6 separate regions of the Mus musculus genome follow, and regions 1, 3, 4, 5 and 6 are each linked to region 2. The links are chromatin loops, found by intact Hi-C in ENCODE. Cell type or tissue: left cerebral cortex. All regions are shown on one strand. Links, peaks and the distances in the headings refer to the core of each region. The heading gives the core; the rest is flanking DNA.

Evidence for each region. Hi-C counts contacts between places; a loop is a spot of excess contacts. Peaks named below come from ENCODE experiments on the same cell type or tissue, not always from the same donor. Only the 100,000 strongest peaks of a DNase experiment are listed, where the experiment ranks them.
Region 1: a loop joins it to region 2, with 5 times the contacts of the local background. A loop is called at or near these places in 36 of 42 quality-filtered maps.
Region 3: a loop joins it to region 2, with 2.5 times the contacts of the local background. A loop is called at or near these places in 14 of 42 quality-filtered maps.
Region 4: it touches region 2 in a loop (3-fold over the local background); 22 of 42 quality-filtered maps call a loop at or near these places.
Region 5: a loop joins it to region 2, with 6 times the contacts of the local background. A loop is called at or near these places in 5 of 42 quality-filtered maps.
Region 6: a loop joins it to region 2, with 4 times the contacts of the local background. A loop is called at or near these places in 8 of 42 quality-filtered maps.

The regions. Positions count from the first base shown.
Region 1 is chr10:30,620,426-30,625,659 of GRCm38, reverse strand. It overlaps a transcript of Hint3 not described here. Among named protein-coding and RNA genes, the nearest start is that of Hint3, 4.7 kb to the right of the region's middle. In left cerebral cortex, for the core only: a CTCF peak has its summit at 2,556 (motif pointing left); a DNase peak (open chromatin) is centred at 2,504.
Region 2 is chr10:30,800,032-30,805,265 of GRCm38, reverse strand. Ncoa7 (nuclear receptor coactivator 7) reads left to right here and starts at 1,940. Exons shown (of 16, transcript NM_172495.6): 1 at 1,940-2,437. In left cerebral cortex, for the core only: CTCF peaks have their summits at 3,091 and 4,329 (motif pointing right); DNase peaks (open chromatin) are centred at 1,893, 2,076, 2,389, 2,997 and 1 more place; H3K4me3 peaks cover 2,897 bases; H3K27ac peaks cover 2,364 bases.
Region 3 is chr10:30,716,822-30,722,055 of GRCm38, reverse strand. The region is part of intron 3 of Ncoa7 (nuclear receptor coactivator 7); the gene reads left to right. Among named protein-coding and RNA genes, the nearest start is that of Ncoa7, 84 kb to the left of the region's middle. In left cerebral cortex, for the core only: a CTCF peak has its summit at 2,910 (motif pointing right); a DNase peak (open chromatin) is centred at 2,915.
Region 4 is chr10:30,597,459-30,602,692 of GRCm38, reverse strand. It overlaps Trmt11 (tRNA methyltransferase 11), which reads left to right and starts at 1,993. Exons shown (of 13, transcript NM_028604.3): 1 at 1,993-2,103; 2 at 4,888-4,953. The coding sequence starts at 2,032. In left cerebral cortex, for the core only: no CTCF peak of the experiment used is centred there; DNase peaks (open chromatin) are centred at 1,341 and 1,972; H3K4me3 peaks cover 1,533 bases; H3K27ac peaks cover 1,000 bases.
Region 5 is chr10:29,532,317-29,537,386 of GRCm38, reverse strand. It overlaps Rspo3 (R-spondin 3), which reads left to right and starts at 1,520. Exons shown (of 5, transcript NM_028351.3): 1 at 1,520-2,155. The coding sequence starts at 2,059. In left cerebral cortex, for the core only: a CTCF peak has its summit at 4,417; DNase peaks (open chromatin) are centred at 3,017, 3,429, 3,753, 4,396 and 2 more places; H3K4me3 peaks cover 3,761 bases; H3K27ac peaks cover 1,343 bases.
Region 6 is chr10:30,658,706-30,663,939 of GRCm38, reverse strand. It overlaps Ncoa7 (nuclear receptor coactivator 7), which reads left to right. Exons shown (of 16, transcript NM_172495.6): 11 at 1,499-1,646. Among named protein-coding and RNA genes, the nearest start is that of Hint3, 43 kb to the right of the region's middle. In left cerebral cortex, for the core only: a CTCF peak has its summit at 3,217; a DNase peak (open chromatin) is centred at 3,203.

The DNA.
Region 1 (5,234 bases), core at 417-4,416, 180 kb after region 2:
ATGTCCTTCCCTCATAAAGTTATATACTCTCCTAACCTTTCCCCTCCCATCAGTGCTCCTACATCAGGAGTGTCACATACATTTTTCTGTATATGACATTTGTTTACCTATAACCTCACAATTCTGAATGCAGTTATAAAATGAATCTCTCCCAGTTTTGCTGTGAAAAATAGCACTTCAGAATTATTTGATTTTTAATAAGTCTGAATATATTTCCATAGATTTATTGACTATACTTTTTACTAATTATGTTCATCTTGGTTGCTTAGGTTTGTATGTGTGTGTGTGTGTGTTATATTTTAAATTTTATTAATATTTGGCATTTCGAGACAAAGTCATGCAACACAGGCTAGCCTTGAACTCATTATGTAGCCCAGGTTGGTCTTAAATTCAGTGTTCCTCTTGCCTTAGTCTGCCTCTTTTCTCTTTCCCACTTCCCTCTCTCTCCCTCCCCTTCCTTTCATCTCTAGCTCAGTTTAATCTCTAATTCAAAATCCTCCTTGCTTAGCCTAAAGAAGCCAGGAAAATCCACATTCACACCATACCTAGCTACTTCACCGAAATATTTACAGCAGATTTTCAATTTGATCTAATTGTTTCCTAAAATACTGTCCTATGCTAGAATTAATTTTATTTCTCATGCAAAATATATTTACCCAAATTTTCTTTCATTGATGGTTTTGGCATTTATAGAAACCTAAAAAAAAAAAAAAAGCTTTACTTTAAATCAGTAGGTAATTTATTTCATGGACTCTATTTTGAGCACATGGAAAACACTTAGCATCTCTCTGAGATAAGAAACCCAAGGAAACTCTAGACAAAGGTTTGGATGTTATTTGGACTGGGACTTTCATCTTTGGCAGTTTGCCAGGGAACAGTTCTACTTAGAAGACTACTATTAATTGACATTTGAAGCTATAATTAGAGAAAAACAAATTATTCATTTGCAGTCCAATGAGAAAGGTGAACCTACAAAAAAGTAAAGTTTAGATTATCAAGAAAATGTATATTTCCGAACTGTAAAATCTACCATCTAGTCATTCAAGCAATTAGTGTTTTGCTACTGTGTGCCAGATGCTCCCCTGAATGTTACAGCAAAGAAGGCCACATGCCACATGTAGGCAATTTGCATTCTAATGGCAGGAGGCACAGGGTGCATTTACAAAGTATCTGTCAGACAAGGGCTGCAAACTGCATACCACCAGGAAATAATATAGCAGTGTCTGAGCAGATGAATGAAGTTCTCTACACTAGACTGGAAACTAGAGCAGCAGAAGATAGAGGAAGAGAACCTGAGGCACAGGACTGTTCGCTGTGAAGAATGGAAGTCTCTCGTAGATGGGCTCAGATGACAAGTATTCTTGGCAACAGTCACTTTCCTCAACCACCCCGGCCTCTCACCTTGCGTTTATTACTGTACCTCAGTCTCTGATATCCTTTGGGTACTGCCTCTTTTTTTTTCTAAAGTTTTATCTTTGGTCTATTCATACTTGCTGCTTCCAATTGCTTTCTTGCCTTTCTTTCTTAAAGCATCTGGAATCTGGCTTAGAGAAAGCTCCACCCTAAACTTTTTTTTTTCTCTCCCAACTTTTATCTTATAGTTGATCAAGCTCTCCAGCTTAAAACACTGTTTCAGCCTCAGGACTCAGTTGATACTCTCCCCGTTTCTCATTATTTATTTACTTATCTTTGTTTACTTACTTTTGCACTTAACCTTTTCTCATTTCTATGATCTCATAAAGCTTCAATAGCCCAAGCTTAGTCTTTGGAAAGGTTTTTTCTTGGTGATCTCTTCTAATTTGGTGGATGTAAGTCCTGTACTTTGAAGATTCTAAAACTTCTATCTCTAGCTTGGACTTCTCTTTTGAAACTCAAATATCCAGTTATTTATCATGTCACTTAAATGTCAGATTGGCATGGCAGATTGTGTTATTTTTTTTTAAGGTTACCTTTTCAGTGCTGTAATTATATTTATTCTGATGAGGTCAGGTTCAGTTATGCAATTTACATGTGGATGCAACTGGCATAATGAATTTCTGAGAAGCGTCTTAGTCCATCTCATTTGCAATAACAACAATCAAGGCTAAGTTTTTTTTTTTTTTTTTTTTTTTTTTTTTTTTTTTAATAAGCAAAGAGATACCATTTAGTTCAAATATCTGGAAGTGCCAGAGCATGACAGTAAACATCCAGGAGGGTGTTAGTACATGCCTATATTCCCAGTACCCAGAAGGCTAAGGTAGAAAAGTTGTCCTGGCTCACATGCATTTGAGACTAACTTGACCTGCACAAGTTCCAGGCCATCAAGAGCTATATAGCTAGATCTTGAAAAACAAGGAAGGAAGGAAGGGGAGGAGAGGGAGAGGAGAGGGAGAGGAAACACTCAGGTGTCCAGGTAGGGAAGGAAACCCAAAAAGAAATGAAAATGAAAATCAGGTTTAGGAGCTGGCTGTAGAGATGGCTCAGAGGTTAAGAACACCTGCAGTTCTTCCAGAGGTCCTGAGTTTAATTCAATTATATGGTGTCTCATAGCCATCTATACTGTGATATGATGCCCTCTTCTGGCATATAGGCATACATGCAGGCAGAGTACTCTATACATAGTAAAGAAACCCTAAATAAATTTTAAAAAAGAAAGAAAGAAAGAAAGAAAGAAAGAAAGAAAGGAAAGGAAAGAAGGAAAGTAAGGAAGAAAGGAAGGAAGAGAGGAAGAAACAAAGGAAGGAAGGAAGAAAGGAAGGAAGGAAGGAAGGAAGGGAGGAAGGAAGGAAGTAAGAAAGGAAGGAAGAAAGGAAGAAACAAAGGAAGAAACAAAGGAAGGAAGAAAGGAAGGAAGAAAGGAAGGAAGGAAGGAAGGAAGGAAGGAAGAAGGAAGAAAGGAAGGAAGGAAGAAAGAAGGAAGAAGAAAGAAAGGAAGGAAGAAAGAAAAGGAAGGAAGAAACAAACAAAGAAATGAAGGAAGGAAGAATGGAAGAAAGAAACAAAGAAATGAAAGAAGGAAGGAAGAAAGGAAGAAAGGAAGGAAGAAAGGAAGGAAGGAAGAAAAACAGGTTTAGATTGACTTAGTTTATCTGGATCAGATATCAGGTAGTCTAGTGCAGGTGGTTCATTGTCAGAATATTAAAACAGTAGAAATTGGGAAAGGTTTCCAGGTAAGAATCATTCCAATTCCAGGTACTCAATAAAGCTTAAAGTATGACTACATAGAAACGTCTTTACAAAGTACATGTGACCATGAAGGTGGGTTCTATAGCTGAATGGCCTAGAATCTAATGTGGTCTCTGAGATAGCATAGAGGTTAGCAGGTCATAAAGCACAGGTGACATCTCCCCTAAGGATAGGGTTTATTGGGTTTGTTTCATCATTACAGTTCATCGTCTAAGGAAGTCAAAACAAGAACCCGAACAAGAACCTGGAGCAGAGGCCATGGAGAAGTGCTGCTTACTGGCTTGCTCCACATGGCGTGTTCAGCCTTTCTTATAGAAACTTGGACCACCTCCCTGCAGTGGGCTGTGCCCTTTCACATCAGTTACTAATGTTAAAATATGACCTACAGGCCTGCCTACAGATCTTATAGAGGGATTTTCTCAACTGAGGCTCCATTCCTTGGTGGGCTGCAGTCAAGTCACAAAGTCACACCATGCATCTGATTTAAGGCATGAGTTTGGGGGGTGGGGGGTGGAGATTGAAAGTCTTGAACTGGGGACATGAGAGAGAGAGATAGACAGACAGAAAGAATGAATAAGACAGAGGTGTAAGGGGAGGTGCCGATACTAAGGTCTATTTCCCTAATTGGTTGTTGATTTGTTAATAAAGAAGACCAGGAGCCATTTGCTGGGTGAAAGGTACAAGTGGGACTTCCGAGTCCCAAGAAGAAAGGCATATGAGGGAAGAGAGGGGCTTTTCAGCTATGCCTTGGAGGAAAAGGGACACTGAAATCATGTAAGGCCTTGGGACAGCTGGTCCCTGCTATGGGAGGGTAGCCAAGGATGTGGAGGAGAGATGGGGATAATTAATTGATGAGGGCATGCCTTTTTAGGCAGGAGATTCTGTGTGTGACCAGAAACTGTCACAAAAGGCAAGCTGAAAAGTGACAAACTGTATTTTTTATGCTCAGATGCAATGGTGGGGCTGGTAATGCAACCCATCCTGGGACAAGGGTCATGGGAGTGGGCTGGTGGTGCAGTCTACTCCCTGAGCAAGGAGGGTAGAGAGTGAGAGATGCCAAGTCAGTGCTGGCAGCCTGGCAGAAGCCAGAAGGAACAAAGGGAGCCAGGAGGGGTCAGAGCCCCATCGCAGCTCCTGGGCAAAGGCAGTATTGTGTTTCTAAAACTACCGGCAACACAGAGGGAATGAGAGAGGGGGAGAGAGAGGTGTGGCCAGGGCTTTATATGTGCCATACCTAGTGGAAGTGGGTGATGGCATAAACTACTGTGGCTGAATCACTTAAAGGCAGGTTGACAAAGCAACTAATTTACAATACCCTCTTCTCCAATGATTCTAGGCTGTGTTAAAATGACATAAAACTAGACAGCACATATACCGTTCCTTTATATAAATACCAGAAACAGCTGGCCTGCTATGTATGCAAACAAGACCAAGACATTTATTTATTTATTTCAAGACAGAGTCTAACTATGCAGCTCTGGCTGCCCTGGAACTCACTTTGTAGACCAGGCTGGCCTCAAACTCACACAGACCCATCTGTCTCTACCTCCCAAGTGTTGGGAATAAAGGCATGTACCACTAAGCCTGTAGGGTATTTTTAAAATTAGTGATTGATGTGGGAGAGTGCAGCCCACTGCAGGAAGGTGATCTATAAGTTTCTATAAGAAAGCAGGCTGAGCAAGCCATGTGGAGCAAGCCAGTAAGCAGCACTTCTCCATGGCCTCTGCATCAGCTCCTGTCTCCAGGTTCCTGTTGGGTTCTTGTCCTGACTTCCTTAGATAATGAACAGTAATGGTGGAAAAAAAAAACCAATAAACCCTTTCTTCCCAAAGTTACTTTGTTCATGGTGACTCATTGCAGCAGTGGTGAGCATAACTAGGAGTGTATTTATATAAAGGAAACCTTTTTGGTCTAAGACATTAAGCGTTTTAGAACTCTTACAACGATAAACAGCCTATACCCATCAGCTCAGTTGATATAGCATCTCAAAGTAACATGCCCAGAACAGGATGCCTGATCTTCCCTGACCATCCCACATCTGTTAGTCCCACAGTTTTTCACCTTGGTAA
Region 2 (5,234 bases), core at 816-4,815:
TGGACTATAGTGTCCAGTTCAGGGATACAAGTTTTGAAAAGAAAACTTTTGTCACCCTAACACATGCTATTATAATAATAGCTGACTTCTATTGATTACACATTCTACATGATACATACTGTTCATGAATTACTTCATTCCCTGTATCTACCCTATGAAGATGGTGCTGCGATCATCCACCTTTGAAGATAAAAGCATCAGTTAGAAATGTATCCAAGGCCAGCACATGCTGAAGCTGTAGTCCAAAGGCAATCTGTGAATTCTTAAGGATTATCATGCTCTTATGTATATATTCTAATAGTATTTGATCTAGCTGCACCCAAATTACCTCCAATTCTTTCTGTATATCTTTCCTACCCATTGAAATCTGGCAAGCATTCCAGAAGAATTCCCTGTAATAAGGAAATGTTGGGTCCTGTGTTGTCCAAAAGGCAATCACAAGCTTTATTTGTCTTTTTAGAACTTATATGTATAACTAACAGACTGGAAGTCGTAACAATTGTATTTCATTAAGTTTGAATGAACACATTTGACTGATGGGTACTATTCTGGATAAGAGGGATGTAGACGATGCTAATTCCGATTTCTGTGTGAAGACAAGACTCAGATGAATCAGTCAATACTCAGAAGAATCAGTCAATACTCAGTCACAAAAAAGAATGACCAAAGAATCTTTAAATTAGAAGCACCCCCAATCCCAACCATTTGAGTACAACTCCCCATTCTATTCAGACTTTCACTTTAGTGACAAACTATCCTTAGCATGTGATCCATCATGTACTTCCAGGGGAGATAATGAAGACAGTGTCATTGTTTGGCATTGCATTGGAAAACTTGGGGAACACTCTATCAGCAAGTCACCACTTTGAACACATACTCAGTTATACTTTTGCCTAAGAGAAAAGAAATCAAGGCCTATTTTATTTCTCGTCAGAACCTTGGGTTCATAGGCACAAAAGGGTGCTGACCGAGTTAAAGGGTGGGAACAGTACCTGCAGCAGAGCCTGCACTCAAGGTTGATACCAAAAGGGGTGTAAAGAACACAGAAAGAAGTGTCTCCTACTCAAAGCATAAACATGCAAACCCGATGTCAGAATTTACAGATGGTCAGTGCAAAACCAGGAAGTGATTCCATATTTGCATGACCATGTAACATCATCTGCTGCTGAAATCTCAGAGTCATGGCTGCTAAGGGCTTTGCTCCACCCTCCAGAGAGACTGGCAGTACCAAGAAGCAGCAGCAACCTGGGGAAGCCTCTATGTACTGTGTGTGTTGATGGCTTAGGACACACCTGTCACACACACACTTTTTTCTTCCTGTATTTAAGAGTGATCTTCACGATCAGATCCTCCGAGTCATCTTGCAGTTATAGCCACTGGACTGTAAAGGGAACAGCGTCCAATACAGGTTGGAAGCTCACAGAAACAGGGCCCTGGGCTCATACAAAAAAAAAAAGAAAAAACAAAAAAACCTTCCCACTCAGCTGCTCTCCAGCCCCAGCCAAGAGCCAGCTGAACTGCCCGTTGCTACATCGCATTGCCTTGGCTATAAGGTTTACAATTGGGCAGCTTATAGGATGTTGTACCGGGGACAGAAGAAGACAGTGGGCCTCTTTGCCAAAGGCAATGCTGGAAATGACAGAGGATGAATTTATGGTTGCCCCTAGTCCTAGAGCTGGAAGGTGAAGTAAAAGGACTTTAAGGCTCCAGCAAGGGCTCTAACTCCACATGTGCCCATAAGCGCTAACTTCCCTCCAAGATCCAGACAGGAGCCAGCTAAAAGGGATAAGATTAGGGGCCAGGTAAGCAGACCGTACTCGGTTCACTGACTGCCTGACCATCACAGCGTCACAAATGGCCGGGGCCTGCGGAGGCCGCGCGCGCAGCTCTCCGGGGCGGAGCCGCTGGGCCCAGGGTTCGGGGGCCCGAGCCACCTCGAGGCTGTCCAGCCTGCGGCTCCGAGGTCGCACGGGGCAGGCAAGATGTCGCAGCTGCAGCCCGCATCGCTAAGGCGGTCGGCTGAGCTCCCGGGTCCCAGCCGCAGCAGACGAGTGCAGCGCGCGCCCCGGGTCGGGCGGAGCTAGAGGCGGGCGCCGGGCTGGCGTCGCGCCACCGCAGCTCCCCGCCTTCCGCCCAGCTCGCGCCCGGCGCCCTGACCGTGGGTGCTGCTGCAGGTACCTGGGCGAGGCCTCGAGCACCCCGGCGGCGGCTGCTCGGGCCAGATCGGCACTCCGGAGCCCTTCAGGAGCGCACCCCGCAGCGCCTGACGCCTCCCTTAGCTCCTCCTCGGCGGGCGATCCCCTCCCCGGCCCTCCCCCTCCTCCCACCCCGGAGGATGCGCTTCCCAGCGCCCAGCGGCAGAGGCCACGGCTCCCAGAAATGCGTGCTCCCGAACCACTTCGCCCAGACCCGCGGAGCCCGCGCCCCCGCCCAGTAGGTAGGTCGCCGAGGCGGGGCCAGGCCTTGAAGGCTACCGGCTGCTGATGCTGCGGCCAGGAAGAACCGGAGCCTCCCTCCTGGGCTGCCGAGGTGTACTAATGGCGCTGGGCGCAGCCCCCGGGGGACCCGAAACGCTCTGCTTGGAACGTTCGAGGCCGAGCCGGGGCGCAGGGCCACTGGACCCTCCTCGCTAACAATCAGGGGACCCTCGGTTGGGGGCTGGGAGAGCTTGGAAGGATAGGTTGGCGCGGAGCTTCTTTGAAAGGAGACCGTTGCCTTTTTCTCGAGCTCAAGTAGATTGTGTCATTGCATTTTTAAAAAACAGGATCAGCAAATGCGTTCTTCCTGTTCTTTTTGCTAAAATGTAGACGACCACGGTTGTTGTTTTAGAGGTATTTAGGGGTGGTTATGAATTTTTGTGTAATTTACAGCTAGCCGAGTGGTATATAAAGTCAGTGGTGCAAACACTTTAACATTTTGGGTGTCAGTTTAAGGAAAGTCTTTCTAGAAATCAGATTACCTAGGTAGGTGATGGATGAGGCTGGCGTGTTCTCGTAGGATAAAGCTGACTGGAGCCAATGGGTTTGAGAGCTGCAAGTTTGATACAGGTGTCGGGAGTTGAGACTCTGAAAGATGCGCCAGCAGAGGCAGTCTTGTCTCCGGCCTCGCCTTCAACTCTGAGCTGACCCTTGCTTTTCTGAGAATCTGGTTGAGTCTTTTTTTCCTGTTCTTGAAATAAAAGTAATACATTAGGGCTTTTAATAAAATTGTTTCCTCTCAGGCTGCCGTTTTGGATTTTACGTTAAGCAATAAGGTTTAGAATTTTGAAAAAATTGTTATTGTAAGCTCCAATTTTATAAGCACTATTTCAGATTAAAGATTTTGGCTAACTGAATCAATATAAATACTAAGAGGACAGAATCACCATCATTACCAGGTCCTCTTCCCCCTGCTACTCCTCGACCACCCCCCCCTTCTCTTCCCATTCTCTAATTCCCCAATGTTGAATGCCTTATAGCTGTTTGTTGGTTATTTGTTGAATGAATGAAATTGTATTTCAAGATACACATTGTATATAACCCAACCATTTAAAATTATAGTATAAGATTGTTGTTGTTGTTGCTAGTGCAATTAACTGTATTTTAAATAATTGCTTCTTTCTATAAACAGGCTAACTTGGTTATTTTTCATTGACATTTCCGGCGTCAACAGCAAGGCTCTGTTAAGGTTCCCTTCGTGTCCACTTTCCAGTGTTATAGCAATTAATACCATTTCAATTTTACTTTAAAAAAACAATTTAGAAGGCAGAATTTATGTTTAAAGAAATCTATTAAGTTATTTCAGAAGGAGCAGTGATCTGGTTAATAAGTAACAGGTAACTTGTTTTAAAGTTGAGCTGTGGTTTATTTTTAATATATATATATATATATTGTTAAAGCTAAAGAGGGAAACAAAACATTTAAAAGCGTCTGTGGTTCCAAAGTAAACTCATATATATATCATATAGATAGAGATTTATTTATTTATTTATTTATTTATTTATTTATTTATTTTTGATGCTAGGAGCCAGATCCAAGATTAGACTCGAGGCTTCTGATGTATTGGGCTAATCCTATTTGAGCAACATCTTCAACCTTAGAAATGGCATTTTAGCTATTTTCTCTATAAATTGAGGTTTTTAGATGATCCTGTGTCTTTTCTGCTTGAAAATGTTTAGGAGAAAAAGACAAACAAAACAAAAACAAAAAATCCGTTTCTGTTTGCCTTCCATTTACACTGTGAGGGTTTGGGCTTTGGCATTTGTTTTTCTGTCACATAATGTAGTGAGTCATCATTAACTTCTTTAAAAAGAAAAAAAAAAGGTTTGTTTATTTTTTATCTATGTGAGTACACTGTTGCTCTTAAAACATGCCAGAAGAGGGCATCAGATCCTATTCCAGATGGTTGTAAGCCACCATGTAGTTGCTGGGAATTGAACTCAGGACCTCTGGAAGAGCAGTCAGCATCTCTCCAACCCCCATCATTAACTTCTCTCCTTAGCACATGTATCAGGGAACTCATTTTCTTTCCTTCTCCCACCCTAATTTCCATGCATCATCTTCCTTACTATCCAGAATATTACCCACAATCCTATTTTCACACAGTGGTAAATCATATAGAGTACTATTTCTTCTCTAATCTAGTTGGATTGTTTCAGATAGGTGAAGAAAAACTTTTAGATAAAAGGTAGGAAGACCAGAGGATATTGTGGGAAGAGAAGGTGTGATTAAACCAATTTGTATGAATAATGTATGAAAATAAAGCAGGCTGCCATGCCCAATAAAGATAGGGGCAATTTTAGAATCTTTCTTATAATCAAGGGTATTGAGTAATTCATTTGTGTTGTTTGTTCTGGAAAACCTGCTATTTTCTAAGAGAGCCTGTAGTTCTGATATGCCTTTTACTTCTTTTAAAATGATGTTTTTATATGTGTGTGGGTGTCTTGCCTGCAGATGAGTCTGTGCACCATGTGCATGCAGTGTATATAAAGGGCAGAAGAGGGCGTATCTCCTGGGACCAGAGTTCTAAACTGTGGTGAGCCACTATGTAGAGGTTTGGGATTAAGCCCAGGTTCTTTGCCAGAGTTCTTGACAGCTGAGCTATCATTCCCCACCCCAACCCCTGACTCCTACAGACATCTTACTTTTAACTTCTGGACAGTTACTTGTTTGTTTAATACCTAGAACTTGAGAACTTTCACGATGTGCTTTGACTGTGTGCTCTGAAATTAGTCAACCAAATGAGAGCTTTTGTTG
Region 3 (5,234 bases), core at 872-4,871, 83 kb after region 2:
TTGTTTTGTGTGTGTGCTTGTGTGTGTGTGTGTTTGTGTGTGTGTGTGTAGATGTGGTTGCTAGGGATCAGAAGTTGACTTCAGAATCTTCTTTTATTGCTCTCTCCTTTATTTTTGAGACCAAGTCTCACTGAGCCTGAAGTCTCTCTCTGGCTGGCCTGCTTCCAGGAGTCCTCCTGTCTCTGCCTCATAGCCCTGGAGTTTCAGAAGACCAGCACTATGTTCATCTTTTTACATGGGTTTTGGGAATCAAAATTCAGGCTTCCAATTATACAGCAGGCACTTTGCCCACTGAGCCAGGTTTATTTCTTTTCCTTAGTGGCTATACATAGGTCCATAAAAGTACTAAGAGTTGTGATTGTAATATTTGGAGGAGACAAGGCCTAGTGTGTGTCAGCTAGAAACAACCACTAAACACAAAACCCCTCATTTAGAATAAGTCCACAATGTTTTAGAGTTTCTTAGACTAGCCATTGCTGCAAACGAACAGGAAATAATGGCTTACACAACTAGCTGTACCCATCTCATACCGACTGTTCTGTCATATGCAGGTCTGAGTATAGTTCAAAGAGCGTGCCAAGAGAGGATATTAAGAATCAGAAATTTGGTTTGATATTGCTAGGCAAAGAGAGAAAAAGATATAGTAGTGCTCAGAGAACATCCTGCAGCTAAAGTCATGAGATGAAGTAGTGCAAAATAGTAGGCAGATCTGGTGACCCTGAACTTGCTGTAGACCCTGAATAATCTTGCTCCAGATTGTGGTGGACTTGCAGAGAAACATATCGTTTACCATGTTTACGATAACTTCTTAATGGGCCTAATGCTACATGTATGATGGTGCGTGTCTGCTTTAATAGGTTCTGAAATCACCTATGATACAAGCGTCCAGGGCACATCTGCAAGGCATTATTTAGCCTCTGGGCATGTTTTCCAAGGATTCTATTGATTAGGTTAACTGAGGTGGAAAGATCCATCTTAAAAACTGGCAGTTCCATTCCTTGAACACAAATATCCACTCCTCTCTTCTTCCTGGCTGAGGAGGCAACATGACCAGCTGCTTCAGGCTCCCACAACCTTGACTTCCCATCAGAATGGTCTTTACATTAAACTGTGACTGTACTTAACCCCTTCCTTCCTTAAGATGCTTTGGTGACGTGTATTATCACAGCAGTGAGAAAGTCAGAGGAACAGTTCTTGTCAAGGTCATGCTACACTACAGTGTGGTGGGACAGTGCTTGTCAAGGTCATGCTACACTGCACTGAGGTGGGACATTGCTTGTCAAGGACATGCTATACTACAAGAGGTGGGACAGTGCTTGTCAAGGTCATGCTACACTACACTGAGGTGGGACAGTGCCTGCCAAGGTCACGCTACACTGCACTGAGGTAGCAGCGAGGACTGCTTCATATGCATTGATCTAACAGACAGATGAGGAATCTGCTCTCAGCCATGACCATGGGGCTGCTAGTACTGAAGAGGGCAAGTGACCTATGGATAAGTTGGGGGCCATTAATGTCAAGTCATCAATACAATGTGTTTGTAAACACTGTGCATTCCACCCTAGTGAATGAGGCTCTCAAGTAATTAATAAGCTTACAATTAAAATCTAAAACATCAGTATACTCCACGACTTCTGAGAAGAAGAGAATTAAGAAAGTTGTATTGAGTCCTATTTTGATTGACTTCTTGCTTTGTTTGTTTCTACTGCAGGGGAATCTGTTGAAAGTGTGTTGTTGAGTTTAAAATGGCATCCCTGTCTTTATCCTGCTTACTCACTCTTACCTCACAAAATACGTTCAGTTACCTTCTGTTCTGACACTTCCTTCCTGTCTCTGTCCAGGCCAAGCCAGTTCTCAACCATTTTCATGGATGATCAGTGCAGTGCAGGATGACCTTCACAAGCACTGTCCCATCTCAGTGCAGTGCAGGATGACCTTGACAAGCACTGGCCCACTTCAGTGCAGTGCAGGATGACCTTGACAAGCATTGTCCCATCTCAGTGCAGTGTAACCATTCTCTGGTTGCAGATGATTTAGACCCTATAGTGTCTCCACCTTGACAGGTGCTCTTTGTGTGTGTGTCTGCATATATGATGGACATATCTGTGTTCATTTGTGTGAGTGGAGACCAATCTTGGGTGCTATTCATCACCATCTACCTTGTATTTTGTACAGGGTCTCTCACGGACCTATAACTCATCTGGTAGGCTAGCCTCTAAGCCTCAAAGTTCTACCTAGCTCTGCCTCCTGGTGCTGAGATTATAAAAATGGGCCATTCTTCCAGATTTGTATATGTATGTGTGGAGGAGTGGGTAGATTTTGAGAAACTCACTCTGTAGATCAGGCTGGCCTCAAATTCAGAGATCCATTTGCCTTTGACTCCTAAGTGCTGGGATTAAAGGCATGTGCCTCAACCTCCAGGCCAGACATTTTCTTAGTTTACATAATAGAGATTGGCACTCAGGTCTTTTAGCACTTCACTCAGTTACCTCCCTATCCTGACAGATGTGTTTTAAATGTGCATTCTGTAGAAGATCAAACATATAGATGAATGAATACTCTTGTAATATTTGGCTCCATTTCCGGATAAGTCTACAGGATATTGGTAAACAGTGAAGTCATTTAGTTGAAATTGCTGTGTGGTTTTCCTTGTTAATAGTAAGAGATGCCATTATATCAACCCTCAAGAATGACAGTAATGGCCATTGGTTTGGATATTTGGGGAATTTCATCAGGAGACTCCAGTGCTGGGATCAAACCTCTGGGTGGGGCTTCATTTGCTCTAACCACATTTGACCATAGTTCCATAGTTGACAAATGCCCACTCAGCCCACTCAGATTTGATTAGCCTCGTAGAGTCTGTTGCCTTTCAGAGTCCCATCCCAGGATGTAGTTCTATACCACTAGGGGGAGCATCAGACCTTGAGCTAAGAGTCATTCCTGTTAGAGAACACTGCCTCTTTCGGTGTTGCTCCTAAGTGGCCAGATAGTGAGGGGACTTGACAGTGGGTGGATCTTGTCTGCTAAGGATTTAGATTTGCCTGGTAAAACTCAAAGAAAGTTGGGGGAAGTGCCATTATTTCCCAGACGAATCTGAATTGATGAAGGCAGGCTGTACTGATCAGAGACAAGCCCTTAGGGAAATGAAGTGCTGAGGAGAGATTCTGCTCACAGGTAGAACAGTATATGCTAATTAGTATCGTGCATGAGGAAGAAAAAGAGCAGTCAGTACATGACAAATTTGAACTCAGGAATGAGGAAGGATTTTGTGTTTAGAGATGAGATTTTGAAAGTCTAAGTCATTTTTCTCAAGGGGCCTAGAGATGCCTGTTTATTGCTTTTTTACAGATGTGAGGTGAAATCTATATGTAAAAGATGCGATCCCAGGAACAGAGGTCAAAATGAGCTAGTGGTGCTAAGAGAGAACATGAACTTAGCAGTGCATAATGGAAAAAGGTATAGGTGAGAGTTGACCTATCTGGGTACAGAAAGTATAAAGCAGTCTGCCTACCTGTCTGTCTGTCTGTCTGTCTATCTGCCTGCCTGCCTGCCTGTCTGTTTTAATCTTAAGACAGGGTCTCACTCTGTAGCTCTGGCTATACTGGGATACAATATGTAGAGCAAGCTGGCCTCACACTCACCTTCCTCTGCCTCCTTGTGCCATGATGCCCTGCAGGATTGTTTCCTTTATTTGTTGAATTTTATGCATTAAAGAACTATTTCAAATATTAGCATACAGGGAAAAGCAGAACTTAATAGCATGACAAAGCAAAAGCAAAGGCCTTGTAAAAAGAATATTTATTATGCAAGTACAGAGTTTGTTGAAAGCAGTTACTTCCAATTGTTGCCCATTCTGCATATACAATGTAATTTCCCAGAACTAAAGAAGGATATTTTGACAAAATGTTTTTATTTTTTCAAATAGATTTATCTGTGACTCCTTGCAGCCTTGAGCAATACGTCATTGCTATCTCCTTATACAGTGATAACATGCAAAAGAATATTATGGAGAGACTGAGTCACTAGAATTGCCTCATTATAACAACATGGTCCTGATTCTGTAAATGTTCTGTTCTGTTTTTGAGAAGAGATTAGGAAAGGAAGTAATCATATTAAGACAGTTTGTATCATATAATTTGAGATCTAGTACCTAGCACAGCACCAAGTAGGTAAATATCAGAATGTTTCTAGAACAAGTGAATTCAACCTTTCTGTGCTTGCATTAATATTTGCTAATATGTAGGACTGCTTTCACTTACTCTGTTTATATGGTATAAACTCTTAAGAAGTTTTGTAGGGGATGGAGAGATGACTTAGAGGCTAAGAACATTTGCTGAGCTTACAGGGGACCCAGGTTCAGTTCCCAGTACCTTCAAGGAACTTCATGACTATCTATAACTCTAGTTCTAGAGGATCCAATACCCTTTTTTGGCCTCTTCAGATACTGTATGCATGTGGTACACAGACATGCATGCAGCCCAAACATTCACATATAAAATAAAAATGAATAATTTTTTAACAAGAAATTGTTTGATAATTCTGTGTCTTACTGTGCTTTTAAAATTAGCTATTATTAAGTTTTTAGAAAAATTATTTAAAGACAGAGTCTCACTGTGTGGCTCTGACTGGCCTGGAACTCACTGTGTAGAACAAGCTGACCTTGAACTCAAGAGAGATAATCCTGCCTTTGCTTCTCTGCCGCTGTCACGTCAGGTTAAGGATGTGTGTGACCATGCCAAGCCAAGTTTTATACAATTCATCAGAACACTTCTAAACCTCCCAAAAGATGATTAATTTATTGCAGCATCAAACTCTAGTAAGTTGGCTATAAAATACTTTTACTTTAAAAGAACACTTCATTCATTAGTCTTTAATGTTAAAATAGTGCACATCTTCCCCTCTAAATCACACAGGTAGAATGGGAATATGAAAAAGCCATAGATTTCAATGTCAGACCATTCTTCACTTGAAACATATCTATGGAAGTACAAGGGTAAGAAGAGATGGATTTTATGTCAGGAAAATAAGGCAATTTTGAATAAGGTAAATTATTAAAATAACATAATGTGTTAATTAATACAAGCATTAATGCCAGAAATCCTGGAGAGCAATTTAGAAATGTTAAGATTTTGGTTTTTTTCAAGACAGGGTCAGTTTGTGTAGCCTTGACTGTCCTAGAACTCACTCTATAGACCAGGCTGTTCTTGAAGTCATAGAGATCCACCTGCCTCTAC
Region 4 (5,234 bases), core at 390-4,389, 200 kb after region 2:
GGTGAGATGGCTCAGTGGGTAAGAGCACCCGACTGCTCTTCCGAAGGTCCAGAGTTCAAATCCCAGCAACCACATGGTGGCTCACAACCATCCGTAACGAGATCTGACTCCCTCTTCTGGAGTGTCTGAAGACAGCTACAGTGTACTTACATATAATAAATAAATCTTTAAAAAAAAAAAAAAAAGATATGGTCAGTTATAAAGTCCAGCAATAACTGCATATCTGTGTTAGTTTTCTAGTCAAGTTTCATAAATGCAAATGAAGAGAAATCCTAAACTAGGTGTTGTGCATAGGCCTATAATTTCAACTCTCAGGAGGGGGAGGGGTGAAGAGCTTGACAGTTTTAGGTCAGTCTGGAATATATGAAAACTAGTTTAAACAAAAATTAACTTAATATTTTACTGAATTTTCATTTATGTAGTCGTTTGTAAAAGTGTTCTTACATTTTTGAGTATTATTCTAACAACTAAAATAACTTACCTTTTAATTATCAGAATGATTTTTATTTTGACGGGGGGGGGGGGGGGGGAGGAGGGCGGGGTTCAAGGAGAGGGGCTCGATAGTGTTAAGGATTTGGCTCTTGTGATTATAGTAGTACTTCCTTCAGAGTCAGAACCCAGAAAGGCAGATAGATCCAACAGAAAGTCCTTGTAGCTGGTTTGTAGGTACTACACTAGAGAGTGGGAATGCTGGGAAGTCAACGTCTATCCATCTCCTTGGCCCATCTCACTGCTGGGTAAAGCTTTTCAGGTGTATCCTGTTAGGGTAGGAGTGCCCATAGCCAGGTGAGTGAGTCCTCATCGATTCTCTAGAAGGAAACCCAATAAACTCATTGCTCATTGGAGTGAACTTTGGTGATAATGTGCCTTGTTTTGTTCTTGGGATTTTGGTAGACATGGTTGCTGTTGCTTACATTGTCCTCAGTGAAAGGATTTTTAACAACACTAACAAAGGCAAATCTCTCTTTAAAAAAAAAAAGCAGAAATTCTCATTTAAAACAACAAAAAACATTTCCCAATGCTATTTATTGGTCCCATGCAATAGAGTATACGTTGAAGTTTGAATATTGTAACACCTAGTACTTATAGCTATTATCTGTAGGATGCAATACTCCAGTTCTTAAAAGAATATTGAAGCTCACAGATGTTACAAAATTCGCTGAGAGCATAGGGATAATAAATGGAACTGAGGTTTGGGTAACAAGGGTCACCACTGTCTGTGTGCTGGCTGTCTTGATCACTACCAATAAGCATCAACTATATTTCTGGCACAGGATACTTGTATATGCTGTGCATTACCAAGGTGGAACACAAAACCCAAAAATACAGGCCTCAGCAGTACAAAGGGTTCAGTACTTTGAGCAGAAATGATACTTGTCGAGCTTATGTATAGGTAGCCATGTCTCTTGCAAACTGTTATGGTATTAGGCCCATCTGAGTAATTAGGGTAACTTTCACCAATGTTTTTAATCTACCACTGGCTGTGGATTTACTGTGTGCCTGGAACAACATAGCATAATTACGGAGTGCAAGTCTGAGGAAGGCTTTTGTTTGTTTGTTTGTTTCCATACAGAGCAACCCGAGATGGGTCCTTGACAGCTCTTGAAAAATTTTTGCAAAATCACTAAAAGTACACTCAGTGTTCAAGCAGGTGAGGCTGAATCTCGAACGATTAAGAGTCTACACTTAACAGTGAAGTTTTGGTCCAGTTTTGAGCTGAAGAACAGAGGGAGGAGTCAGAAGAACACTCCAAGTGGAGTATCCCTGGGGAACTGCGCGGGATCACTGCAGCCTGCCTCTTAAAACAATGCATCTCACAAGGGGAGCGTGCTAGGGTAGCCACAGACGGTGGGAACACCAGGATCTCACTCTTGCCCTTAGCGCCCCTTCCTAGAAAGTGCCACCCGCCAGTGTTCCTTGTCGTGCTTCCGTTTCCGGCTCCGGGATGAGGCTCGGCGGAAACTTGGCTCTAGGGAGGAGGAGGAGGGGGCGGGCCCGTGGAGGCCGCGCAGGCGCACGGTAGTAGCTGCAATGGCGCTGCCGGGCTCCTTGAATCGCTATCTCTTGCTCATGGCACAGGAGCATCTGGAGTTCCGCTTACCGGTGAGCCGTCCTGGGTGCTGGGCGCAGAGGCTCGCACTCCTCACGCGCCGGCTGGGGGGGGGGGGGGTCTCTGCGGGCAGCGGCGCGCGCCTGGATTGGGGCGGGGATGAGGCCGCTGGGCGGACCATGTCCCCGGCAGCCTTTCTCCAGGACGGAGCCTTGCCATTCACCCCTCTGCACGTGCTCCTGGCGCCGCAGTTAAGCAGGTGAACCTGACCCGACGCAGAATGGAGACATCCATGGGGGCTCTCGGTGGAGTGTGAGGAGTGTCGATATAGGTTCAGGCATGATGGAAGGCTTGGGGTGGAACTTAATAAAGTTGGGGAGGGGGAAGCTTTTTTATTTACTCAAGTGACATTTTCTACAGCGCCTGAAGTCGCGTGCACCGAACGGCAAGGATGCGCTGACTGACAGCTCTGCCCTTAAAGAGCGTAATGTTTACTTAGGCTCAGGACTAGCGGACGCGAGAGCATAGCCATAACTTTGTGAAGTGCAATGATGGAGGGTTCTTAGTGGGAACCTTTAAAGTATGGGGGCCTTTTAAAAAGGGAATCTTTGTCCATTGATGAATGAAGGATGTTGCCTTTCAAGGTGGGGGTGACATATGAGCTACAGTATTAGTTACCGGGGCCAAGGAAATAAGTCCATTAGAAGTATAAACTGTTGTTCGTTGCTCGTCACCAGCTACGTAGCAGAGTGGTAAAGAGAGAGAAGTAGGCTGATGGACCAGAGAAAACAGACTTGAGGACACTATAGCTTGGAAGAGGAATTAAACAGTTTAAAAGTAAAGAGGCAGAATTAGATTGTTTTTTAATAGAAAGTAAAATGAAGGAAGGACTCGAGAGCAATAAGACTGGAGTTAATAAGAATCTGTTGGAATATTAAATGATTAAGAAACTAATCTAGTGTCAGCAGTAAGAGAACAGGATAGAGTGGCAATGTAGGAGGTGAGAACAAATCTAGATTGTGATAAGCATTTCATTTTTCTGCGTAAGAAAACCTGGAAAGGATGAGATTTCTTCAACTTCATGTTTAAAGAGTGGTGAGACACTGGAACTGGAGAGTTGGCTCACTGGTTACGAACACTGCTCTTCCAGAGGACCTGAATTTGGCGCCCAGCAGCTGTGTCAGGATACTGCCTACAGCCATTGGTAACCCCAGCTCCAGGGGTGCCTACACTTCTGGCCTCCGTTGGCACAAGGCCTCCCTTACTTTTGTGAGTGTACCCACAGGTTTTAAAAAAAAAGTGCTAGGCCAAGTACAGATGCTTGGAAGCTTGGACATTAAAGGAAAACTGGCAGGAGACATGCAACATGTCAGACATAAGGACAGAGGTTTCCTCCTCCTTACGGGGATGAGTAGGAGTGAGTGTATGTGTTTTGTGGCTAAGATGGAGGTTCTGTCCCCACCTCTTACACATCTTTTCATTCTGGGATATCCATGCAATTTATTTTCACCATTCACCCCCAATTCTTGCTAAAACCAAACACCTTCTAGTACAAGAAACAACTTGATGCATACATACCCAAAGAGAACTAGAGGTGGCATTTGTTGCTCACATCTCCCATTGTTTGTGATTTGGAGTAGGAAGTGATGGTATCACTCCCTCCTGATGGCCATGGTCATGGTGTAAAGACCTTCTGGAAGGGAGGGAAGGAGAGTGTTGGCAACCAGCATCGGGGACACTTATCTTCTTAGTTACTTCCTCATAGGGCCAATGTGGAGGGATAGAGTTCACTTGCTATATCTTATTTAAGCAATTGGTCAGTGTGACAAAGCAAGGTATTTTTACAGTCAATCTGTGTTTATCAGAACAAAGAGGTTGCCTGAAGGATGTATGCATTTGATCAAATTTCCTCATGACATGCATGTTACATTTAAAATGTTCACTCTGGGCAGGTATAGTGGTACACTCCGGTAATCCCAGCGTTTGTGAAGTGGAGGCAGGTGAATCGAGAAGTCAAGGCAGCCTTGGTTATATGACAATCTTAAAAACAAACAAAACTGGTGTTAACTCTTTCTAGTTTTATTACTACACTGAAAGGTTAGCCATGTCCTTACACGTTTCAAACTCACAATTATGCTCCCTAGCTAATTATTTCTTTTTCAAACATCTTCAAATCATGTTTAATAATTCATTCTATTTTTTTATTGTTGACTATTTTATTTACTAATCTGTAGCATCTGTAAAAAAAAATTCTTTACTTCCCTAAATCAGGACAGAACAGTTTCTGATGAAATCCTTTTGTAGCTCATGTATAAAATCTCTCAGGTCTATGACCTAATAACCATGGTTAGGACTATAAAAATCTCAGAAGTCTATGTTACAATTGCCTGATGCTGACAATTGCAATATGCCTCAAGTAGATATCCCCTTCCCCTTTCTTTCTATCATTAGACCTGCTTTTCTCTGCAGACTCAGTTTAAAGGATTGAAAATGCACATTAGTCACTTGTCAGAAGTAACCTGACAGAGCAGAGCTTTGTTTTGCCTCATGACTTTGGAGAGTGCAGTTGGAGGTGTAGCAGAGTGGCATGGTCTGAGGCTGGGTTGTGAGGAAGCGGCGTGTCCACACACTAAGAAACATGGAGTGGGTCGGAATCGTGGGAATAATTCTCAAAGCCTGCCTCTTAGTGGTGGACTTAGCCACGGCCTCCTAAATACTCTCCAGTGTTCAAAGTAATACTTCAAGCTAAGCACTGACCTGAAAAACATGAGCCCTTGGGGGACATTTCTGCCTCAGACCGTAACAAACATATATTTTCTCTATGTTTTTCAATACAGGAAATAAAGTCTTTACTATCGGTGTTTGGAGGGCAGTTCACTAACAGTCAGGAAACTTATGGAAAGGTAAGGTGATTTTATTTATTTATTTATTTATTTTTAAAGGGAATAGGAGGTGGTTTATTTTGGAGCCATTTTGAATGGTTATGGCCTGGGAACACATATTTAGGTTACCCCAAATTCCGTGTTGCAATGAAGCAGTTCTCCTGGTTTTACAGAACAAAGGAAGTCATAAATTAAGGTAAGCTGAAATATGTCCTACTATACGTCAGAGAGGTGGTTTGTAGCAAGATGCAGGAAGCATCTTTACAGGCCTGAGATGCTATCGGACGACATCCTTAGCTTTT
Region 5 (5,070 bases), core at 1,071-5,070, 1.3 Mb after region 2:
AAAACTATTCGAGGTCTCCTGACTTTTGTATCCAGGCCATTCCATCTCAGCCCCAATCTTGGGCTACATAACAGGCTCCAGAGACCTGGAACCTGGGGTGCTTTTCAATGAGACAGGCAGGAGCTGTGGCATTTGCTTCTCCTCTAACTTATCAACGCATACATTGAAGGCACTCCTGCAAATCTCAGTTGGTTTCAAAGTGGCCTGCCTGTAATCCAATGCTGCATAAAGCTTTAGCATTACAAAAGAATCCTTCAGAATACTCATCAGCACCCTTAGGACAGGTTTACATTAAAAATGCTTTGAGGCTTGTGACCTCCAACAAAACAATTCAGTAACTATAAGTGTCTGTGCTACAGAAGAAGAGGTAGGATGCCCAACAGCGGAAGTCATCCCAGGGCCTGGTCTTTTCCCTGGTAGTGGTTTAACCTGAGAACCTGATTCTCTCTCTCTCTCTCTCTCTCTCTCTCTCTCTCTCTCTCTCTCTACTGCCAAGAGCCCTCTACTCCCACTCCCCTTGCTCTGGAAACAGAAGCAAGAAATGGAAATGGACCTTTACTCATTATCACCAAATGGAGACAATCTTTCCACATAGTATTCTCAGTCCCCCAGATGAGAAACCAGAATGTACAACAGATCCTCTCAACAGCATAAGAAGATGAGAGAGAGAGAGAGAGAGAGAGAGAGAGAGAGAGAGAGAGAGAGAGATTAACACTCTTTAACAGTGACTACTTAGGGAAGTGCCTGAGGGAGGGGGGATCTTGCAGAGCAAAGGCTGGGCTTGGAAGAAAGCCACAGTACAATTGCTTTTCCATCCAGGTTACCCAGAGAGCTCACACCTCTGGGTCCTCCCCTTAGGATCAGGTAAAGCACCTTCAAGTTGAAGGGTAAACTCCCACCTAAGCCCCTTGAGACCACACAACACAACCACAGCTACTTTCCCTGGAAAAAGGGGGGGGAGGGAGTTGGGGGGGAGGGGAGGGTTAAAGCAACAGAGAGACACTGAGAAAGGCTAAGAGTTGAGAGGGCATCTGTATCCAGAAATCCCAAGAAATTAGGAACAAGAGAGTCGAGTGGTGAACTTCCCAAGAGCAGTTGCTGGAGTGAGGCAGGGTCTCTGAAGAACTGAAGGACATGGCCACTACTATGTGGTTAGATCTGCCAGAGGCCAAGGACAACAGAAGCATTGGGTCTGGGGTATTTGGTACAGCTGGGACAGAAACCACCAAACCCCAGTGCGCCCACCTTGCCGGGTTCAAATTGTCCCTCCCCCAACCCTGCTCCCGTTCTCCCGCCGTCTTTGCTGAGTCCAGAGATGCTCCGCCACAGACCCGGGACCCCTTAGGCGCCTCTTCCCGTCCATCTGCCAAATCGCAACGCCTGTACTTTTCCAGCTCCCTCTTTCCCTCTTGAAATTGAAAGTTATTGAGGTCGCTCCGGGTTGTTGCTCCTCCCCGTCCCCGAGCTCCCCCCGCCCCCCGCAGCCATCCCGTCTCCCCCTCCCTCCTCCTCCTTCCCTATGGGGTGCTCCTAGCCCGGCCCAACACTGGAGCGGCTCCTGCTCAGAACGCCAGAAGCAGCTCGGGTCTCTCCAGCGCCCCTTGACCATGGCTGCGGTACCCACGGCGTCCGCTTCCCTGCGCTCCCGGGGTCCCTGCCACAGCCGCAGCCGCTGCAGCCTCTGAGCCCCAGGGGCCACTGCTCGCCTGGATTCCGCCCGCAGCCGCCGCTGCTGTGCAACCGAGGCTAACCTGCGGCCAGCCAGGAGGCTCCTGCAACCTTCGCTCGCGGCGATGACAGCCACCCCAGAGCAGCCGGCTGTGTTCGGACAATTTGAGAATGCAATTGTTGGTTTCCCGGTCCACCCGTCCCGCTTCGCTTGCCATCACAGCACGCCTGTTGGATCTCAGTGGAGAAGTCCCGCTGCTCTGGTTTTTCTACTCTTCGTATAGACTCGCCTAACACCTACATACATATTTTTCTTTAAAAAAAAACATTAAATATAACTAACAGTGAAAAGAAAAAGGAGAGAAAAAAGGGAAACATTACAGGGTTACTATGCACTTGCGACTGATTTCTTGTTTTTTTATCATTTTGAACTTTATGGAATACATTGGCAGCCAAAACGCCTCCCGAGGAAGGCGCCAGCGAAGAAGTAAGTTTGGGGTTTTCTTTTTTTTTGGGGGGGGGAGTGGGAGAGGAGGGGGTATTGTTGTTGTTTGTTTTTGTTGTTGTTGTTTTGGTTTTGCTTTGCGTTATGTCTTTGCTCCCTTCCACCACATTCACCTGTCAGCTGGTTTTGCCTGCCCAGACCCAGCTGCTGGAGGAAACAGTCTTTTCAACCTACACCCTATGCCTCCCACAGGAGATAGCAACTCGGGGCACTGGCTCTTCTACTCCAGTACACAAACCAGTACTGGAGTCGGTGCACCCGGTGCTAGTCTGCCCCCCCCCCCCCCCCCCCCCCCCTGTAAATCAGGATCTGGAAATCTTTCTTTCTTTCCTAGATTCGCTGTAGGGATTTGTGCTTTCCTTTGAGGCTCCGACGGAGGCCTAGAGCCCCAGGCAGTTGGGTCTCCCTGCCTTTGGGTTGTTTGATAATGGCAGGCAAGGAGACTGGGATCATCCCAAATTCCCGCCTGGCTCCGGGAACCTTGGCTGCCCCTCCCCCTAGGTTGTTTTATGGTAGTCTAGTCAATCAACCTGGGGCGGGCCCAAGGGACAGTGAGCAAGCTCCCGCGCTGCAGCTTCCCACGAAGCGCACGAGTGGAGTGGCGCTGAGGCGCCAGGGCTTCCACGACTGTCTGCTGAGTTGCCCCATGTCCCATCCTCTGGGGTTGGAAGTCAGAGGAACTCCAGAGGTTCCGAACTTCAGTCACTTTCACGCCTTGCCTGTCCCCACGTGAATGCTCTGGCCACCTCAGACTCTTTAAAGGGGGTCCCCTGAGACAGGCGCATACTGAGAGTCGGGTTCCCCCAGCACATCTCCTCTCTGCTCTTCAGTCTATTACACAGGAGAGTATTATGTCCTGGCTGTGTGAAACTGTGCCTTTGCTGGAATTAAATGGATGCCTCAGGGCAGCCTCCACCTAAATTGGTGCAAGGCATGCCCGCATCTTTCAGAGATTCGGGAACAGATGTAAGGGTGGTTTCTCTTTTTGTTCCCGGGTGGCCCAGCACGCTGTTGTCAGTGCCCGCAAAGGTTGTCCTTTCGAAGAGCTAAGGACAACCCTGACTCTACCGAGGGCTCTTGGCCCCCCTGGGGTAGTTACTAAGGAAAACTAACAGAAAAAAACCAGTAAAGCAATTGCTTTGGTAGCTTGGATCTGGGGGGTTGTTCAGCCCATGACCTTGTCTGGTTCCCAGATGAGATCTCTTTCCCAAGTGTCCAGCCCACAAAACCCTTGAGGCAGGGATGTTGGTAGCTCTTAGGACACAGGACCACTTGTGTGGGGTGGAAATTTAGCAATCTCCTCTCTCCACTGTTTGTCTCTGTCCTGGCCCAGGACGTGAGGGTCCCCTGAAAGCTCCCTTTGTACCTCTAGCCCAAGCCAGACAAAGTTTGATTCACCTGAAAATTGCCTTTAAAAATCGTGGCTGGGCGGGAATACCAGAAGCTTGGAGTCCGAGTTGGCCCTATTGCCTCTAGGATCGCTTCTCAGCGCAGGAGAGCCTAAACTAAACATGTCAGGGCATCCGATTTATTATTCTTGGCCTCTGAGTGGTTTGTATTCTTTGGAACCCTCCCACCCACTCTATCGCTCAGGCCCTGCTGCTGCGGTATACTGAAGCGGCAGCCTGGGGGGCCACATCGCCACTCCTGGCCAGCTTGGTCCGCTGGGCACTGAGTTTCGGGGCCAGTGAGGAAAGCGAAGCTAGGAAGAACACGGCTGTTTGCCCCGCATAGCTCATGCCAATAGGCTTATCCCAGTCTACTCCATTCTGTAGTGTCCCGGACCCCGGAGCTACACACTTGCCGGGGTGGGGCAGGGTCCTGTGTCTCAGCATCACTGGTACCTGAGTTTTTGGTTGGGTGCGGGGGCTTCTGTTTCTGAAAGAAATAAAAGAAAGCAAAGAAAGTTTGTTATGCGTTCGTTCCCATCTCTACACCCCAAAGGACCAGAGTGGGGAAACTCAGAATGCGCACATCTGGGCTGGAACTAGGGCGATGATTTGTGAAGTCTAAAAGAGACTGCTTTTCTCTCTTCCTGTATCATCTCAAAGCCAAGTCAAAGGCGCCCTCTCGTTGTGTTGCGGGGTTAAGAAACAAAATAAATGGAATTGAGCTGGAATTTCAGTGATTCTATGGTAATGGGTCTGGAAAAGAGGTCTCTCCTGCTGCACTCTTGGTGCGGCTGCTCTTGAGTCGGCTTTTGCGGCTCGGTTGCTCCTGCAATCTTGGGAGAGGGGCGACCCCTTGCGTCCTCCGAGAAGACAGAAGAAAGATTTGGCAGGCGCAGCATAGCTTTTTGCAGTAAGGATCCTTGTTAAATGTCCAGAAACTTGAAATTAATGCAGCAGGTTTATAAAATCACCTGGACCGTGTTTTTAAAAACTACCTGAATAAAAATCTCCTTAATAGTAACTGGGACTATTTTTATAATGAATAATAAGGCAGTAGTCAAATTATTTTAAAACTGGCCAGACATTTCTCTTTTTCCACCATAAGGAAACTTAAGAGAGCAATTGGGAGTATCACGTTTGCTTTGTAGTAATAGCGTCATTTTCTTAAAGGTTTAGAAACATCACTAATGAGAGAGGTAGAAAATTAAGGTTAAAAATAAAAGACTCCTAAAGTCTTTTTTTCTTTTTAATGTGGTCTCTTAAATATCTTAGTACCAAAGGTCCTTACTAGCAAAGATTGTCATTTACGGTGTTAAACATGTTCAGATATAAAGCGTCATGTGAATATTCTTGTGTTTCTCTACAATAATCAATATTCTATTGATCTTCACAAACCAATGATCCTAATTATTACAGTCTACGATTTTCTCTATAAAATATGCAATGCTTTAAAACAGAAGTCTTATACTTTTTAAAATGTCTCTGTAGTTATGGTGCATAAACACA
Region 6 (5,234 bases), core at 742-4,741, 140 kb after region 2:
AGTCTGGTTAGAGCTGCGATGGGGATTGCATTTGTTTTACTTCTATCAGTTTTGTGAAAGTATTTTGATACAGCCGAAGTTTCTTTAAAAATTAACTGTCCATAAACTGACTTTCTTGCAGTTTGTTTCTGGTAATACTAACGAATTGCACCATCCCTCGCTATTGCTGGCTCCTCTCAGCCCCGGCGACCCTGCTAGCCCCAAGCAGAGACCGCCCACCTCACTGTTCTCTTGCTGCAGATTCTGCTCATGTCCCCAGCCATCCAACCCCTCTGGTCATTGGTCCCATATCCCAGTAACCTGCTAAAATCAAACTCTAGAGGCTTGTAATTTATAAGTCAGACTTATATCAGTAAATTCTCACCCCACCAAACGCCCACACAATAAACTTAGAGCCAAATGATATTGATATAAATTGCCCACCTAGATAAGATAAATTGTCCTGTAATAAAACATCCCTTGTAAGATATTCTTAGCTACCTGTGGCTATTTAAAGCCGCACAGAATCTGGATCATCTTTTTCTTCATCCATCTTCCTTCCGTCCCCTCTGTGTTCTCTCTCCCATCCCTAAAAACCTCTGCCCACCTTCCTTTTCCACTTCCCAATCACAGGTTTCTTGTTGAATTAATATTCAAGTTAATTGGGGGACAATTCTGCTACACCAGTTTCTTCAAATTAGATTGTTTTGTAATTACAAGAGCTTTTTAAAACCATGTGGTCCTCTCTGTTGTTCCATCCCTTACTATCATGGTTATAAATGAAACAAACCAATAAACCAAAAAAAAAAAAAAAAACAAACTAGTATTTGGGACTGGTCCATTCAGGGTGGATACTGCAGGCTGTGGGAACTATAGCTCCCAACTTCAGCTGAACACTGAGCAATTTTTTTCTTGATTATAACCAGAGAGATGCTTCTGAAATGTGTTTCCTAATATAAGAAATCAGAGAAGCCAGAAGCCAAGGACATGCCCGTACCACAAGAGATAGGTCTTCCCAAGGATAAAACTGTGTTGTTTCTAGTAACTTCTTGTTGGTTTAGTGGTTGGAGGGGTTTTATTAAAACTGTTATATAATGTATCTTGTACTTTAGCAAGAGTCTTTGGGCTTTGCTTTTGTTCTTAAGGAAAGCCTCAAGTCAACCTTTTTCCCCTGACAGTATGTATCCAATAAGTGAAAGTCCCCTGAAGAGGAAACATTTGGTGTACTATTTCACTGGGGATTTTTCATATTCTGCCCTATCTCTTGATCTTTCTTTCAGATTGAGGCAGTTTCAGTAGTGATTGTTCCTTGTGGGCTTTTGTATTGTTTTGGGGGTTCCTATTTTCTGAGTTTGGAAGCCACTCACAAAGGTAACCTTGACGGTGGGGAATTTCCTCCTCAGTAAAACAGTTTGCCAAGCGGGCAAAAGGTTGTTGCAGGTACTCCAGGCGCTCTTGCTGCCTGCCAGGAAGGAACATGGGCTCAATTGTTCACTTGCATCACGAACTTGTTTTCCAGGGTGGATCACTTGTACACCTTCTTTGTTCAGTGGTCTCCTGATGTCTATGGGAAAGATGCCAAGGAGCAAGGCTTTGTGGTGGTGGAGAAGGAAGAGCTGAACATGATCGACAATTTCTTCAGTGAGCCGACCACCAAGAGCTGGGAGGTAAACACCTAGACTGTTAAAGAGAAGAGGCTGTCCTGGACCCTGAAATGCCAAAGCAGCGGAAACGGCCTTGTGTTCACATTCCAAAAATTATTAATAGCTGATACTATTCTTTTATTTTTCTAATGTATTTAGGATACATTTTGAATCTTTGTCTCCTGTGCCATATAAGAGTGACTAGCTTGATTTGACTGGCAGTTACAGCTTGCTGACCCTGAGTTCCCTTTCAAATTAGACCATGATATATCAAGTATCTCTTTGCTTGGGGACCCTAGTGGTATAAAGATGGATAAGAAATATCTCTGTGTCTAATAAGCTTATAGGACTGAGACAGGAGATGAATCTGTCACACCTTCCTGCCTCTAAGCCTGTTCTATATTTTCATGGATGTCTCTGGAATCTGGTCCCTTGACTCTGTCTTACTCTGTTCCTATCTTGAATCCCTTGAAGCAGTTTTATTCTCCTAGGTAGATGGTGAATGCATTCAAAGACATCCCACTACCAGTTATCAGGGTAAGTTGCTTAGAGCTTCTTCCATCCTTTATACCCATCTGGACCATTGTATTCCTGAAGAGTGTATCCTCATATTAGCTCTGATCCTAGGCAGTCAAGCATTGCTATAGGAAACCTAACAACTGAAGCCAGTCATGGTGGCACATACCTGTTCTCTTGCTATTCCATGGGCAAAGACAGAAGGATCTTTTGAATCCAAGAGTTTGAGATCAACCTAAGCAGTATAGGCTAGGCCTCATCTCAAAGGACAAAACGAAGCAAATACCACAAAACAAGCAGAACGGTACCAAGATAAAGGGGTAGTTTCCGAATTCATCCGGCTCCTCAGTCATAACTAGAAATCTTTCCTTGTTGGAACCTCTCACGGGTCACTTTATGCTCCCTAGCCCATTTCAGCATCCATGCATCCTAGCATTGGGCCTCCCTCCAGTTTATGACAAAGACAGAATTACACAAATTTATTTTCTGATCCTCCCTCTCCTGCATTTTTAAATGATCAATTATTACAATCTTAGTTTCTGTCTCAGAGAGAAGAGACTCTTTTCATCTCTCAGGCTGCCTTCTGGCTTATCAGCCATGGCTATCTTTTGTGTGTTTAAATGCTTTCTCCTTCCTGTGTGGTTCCTTATCTTTCACAAGCATATGATATTTTGTTGCCTTTTTAGGAGAAAAGGGGAAGAAACATCTCATCTCCTTTATTCGTGTGTGTGTGTGTGTGTGTGTGTGTGTGTGTGTGTGTGTGTGTGTGTATGTACTTTATTCTACAGTTAGCACGCACCTTCCCCTCTCCCATTTAGGGGTCTTTCCTTGGTTTGAAAGTAGCCAAAGAGGCTAGGGTGGCGGTCTAACTCTCCAGGTTCTCCTGGCTCCGACTCTTGTGCACCACCATCCATAGCTTTTGTACTCCTATGGCGTCTGGGAATTTGACTCACTCAGATCCTCATGCCTATAAGGCAAGCATTTTACACAAGGCAAGCCATATACTCACTGAGCTATCCCCAGCTTCCTTCCCTTCGTCTTCACTTTTCCTGCTGCTCTGCTCTCTGTTGCCACCTACCTTTTGGATAAAAACTGCATCATGTCATTATATTCAGCTTCTCAATTGCCCTATTCCCTGCAGTGTACATTGCACCAAAGCCCCCATATACCCCATACTTACCACCTATTTTTAGTTAACTATTCATGTTCCTCTTTCCTACAAGATGCTATGATAGAGCTCACAGATGCCTCATAGGCCCAGCAGACTCTAAGAAACATGAGGATATCCCATCTTGACTTTACTTCTGGTAAATAATATCAAAGGGGATGCTCTATCAGGAAAACGTAATTTTCTTAGTGAGGCTATAGTCTTTCACCCAATACAGAGCTCTGGAAAGAAAATTTAGGCCCATGATGGTTACTTAACCTTTTCCTGACTAGACCTGAATATCTTGAGCCAAAGGCACCATTTTGTTGAAAACATTTTCTTCCCTTTCTCCATTCATTTGGGATTCAGATTTCATCTATTGTCAGCTGGAGGTGGAGAAGGAGCCACACTGCACACCCAAAGACAAGGGGTGAAGGAGGTGTGAAGAATGATATAGGTCCCCTCAAGGGTCTAGCGGCAGAAGAGTTTGGCCAGTTAACCCCAAAGCCATTGAGGAAAGTGAAAGAGTGAAAACTCTTTGGAAGACTGTATCTTGACCTTGGTTGAAGGAGGAGAGGAGAGGCTTCTTTGGGACTTCTTTGCCTGACCCATTTCACGGGTCAGTGAACAGGGTCTGCAAGAGAGAGAGTGGGGACTGATGGGCAAGAGACTCGAAGAATGGAGACAACACAGCCTATCAGCTTGAGGTTGGAGGCTCGTTTATTGAAAAGTAACTATAGGTATATATGCACTCGCTGGGGAGTGCAGCTGGAGACACTTAACCATAGGTCCAGGATGTAGAGGAGAAAAACAAGATGTTATCAGAGTGTGTTCAGCTGTGGTGGGCTTCTTGCAAAAACATCATGCTAGGAAAGCAAGTCTCTCGTCAGGGTGGAAAAGTACCACCTGTAAGTAAATAGCCCGGGATGGCTGCAGAGATGATAGCCACTTTCTGCTAAGAGCCAGCTTCCAACATTTGCCCATACCAAAGCTGTTGATCTGGGGAAAGAAAGGACAGCTGGCGTAAGTTAGTGGGTAGCTCCTTTATGTCTGTCTGTCCATAAGGGAAACAGTGCCCAGCTGAGGAGAAGGCTCCATGTTCCCTCATTCGGAACAAGTAATGCTCAGAAGCGTTATGATAGGCACCCCTGTGCCTCAGCTTCATGCTGTGAAGGAGAATTGTCAACCTCCTTAGGAGTTAATGGGTTGTAATCTTCAGGAGACCCAGAATAACTCATTATCTTTCAACATTTTTGTTTCTGCTCATTTTTTTTTTTTATATCTTAGTGGTATCTAAGCCACAAATCCAGGTATAATACCAGACCCTTCTCTTTCTTTATCTCTGACCAGAATCCCATTGACTTAAATGTTGAAGGGCCTTGCACCCCTCTCCCGTGCCAGAACCTCCTTATTCCACCAGGATATCTGCACCTCACTTGGACTCCAGTCTCAACCCACTCCACCTATCAACCCACCCTCACCTGTACTCAAGGCCTTCAAACACAACTATGTCTCCATTTCATAAGAAAAATGCATGTCAGAAAAAAACTTAGCAAGTAGAGTGCAGACATTAAAAAATAAATATCTAACCATACTTGTGCCTTTCATACATGTCTTTGGACTTTATTTTCTATTTTGTTTGGGCACATGGGGTCCCTTTTTTACTCTACACAAAGATTCTGTTCTATGTAGTTGGCATATGGCTTTTCCCACCTGACATAATCTTAGAATTGTTACAAGTTTTTGAAACCTTAGTTTTTAGTGTTTTCTTTTGTTTGTCTGTTTGCTTGTTTGCTTGCTTGTTTTAATAGGTCTATACTCAGTCTATAAGTTAGGCTAGCCTCAAACTTCCTGCTACAGGCTCCCAAGTGCTGTAATTATAGATATAAACCATCATCCTCCAACTAGTTGCTAGTATTTTTATACCTGTTAAAATTTATTTAACAGTT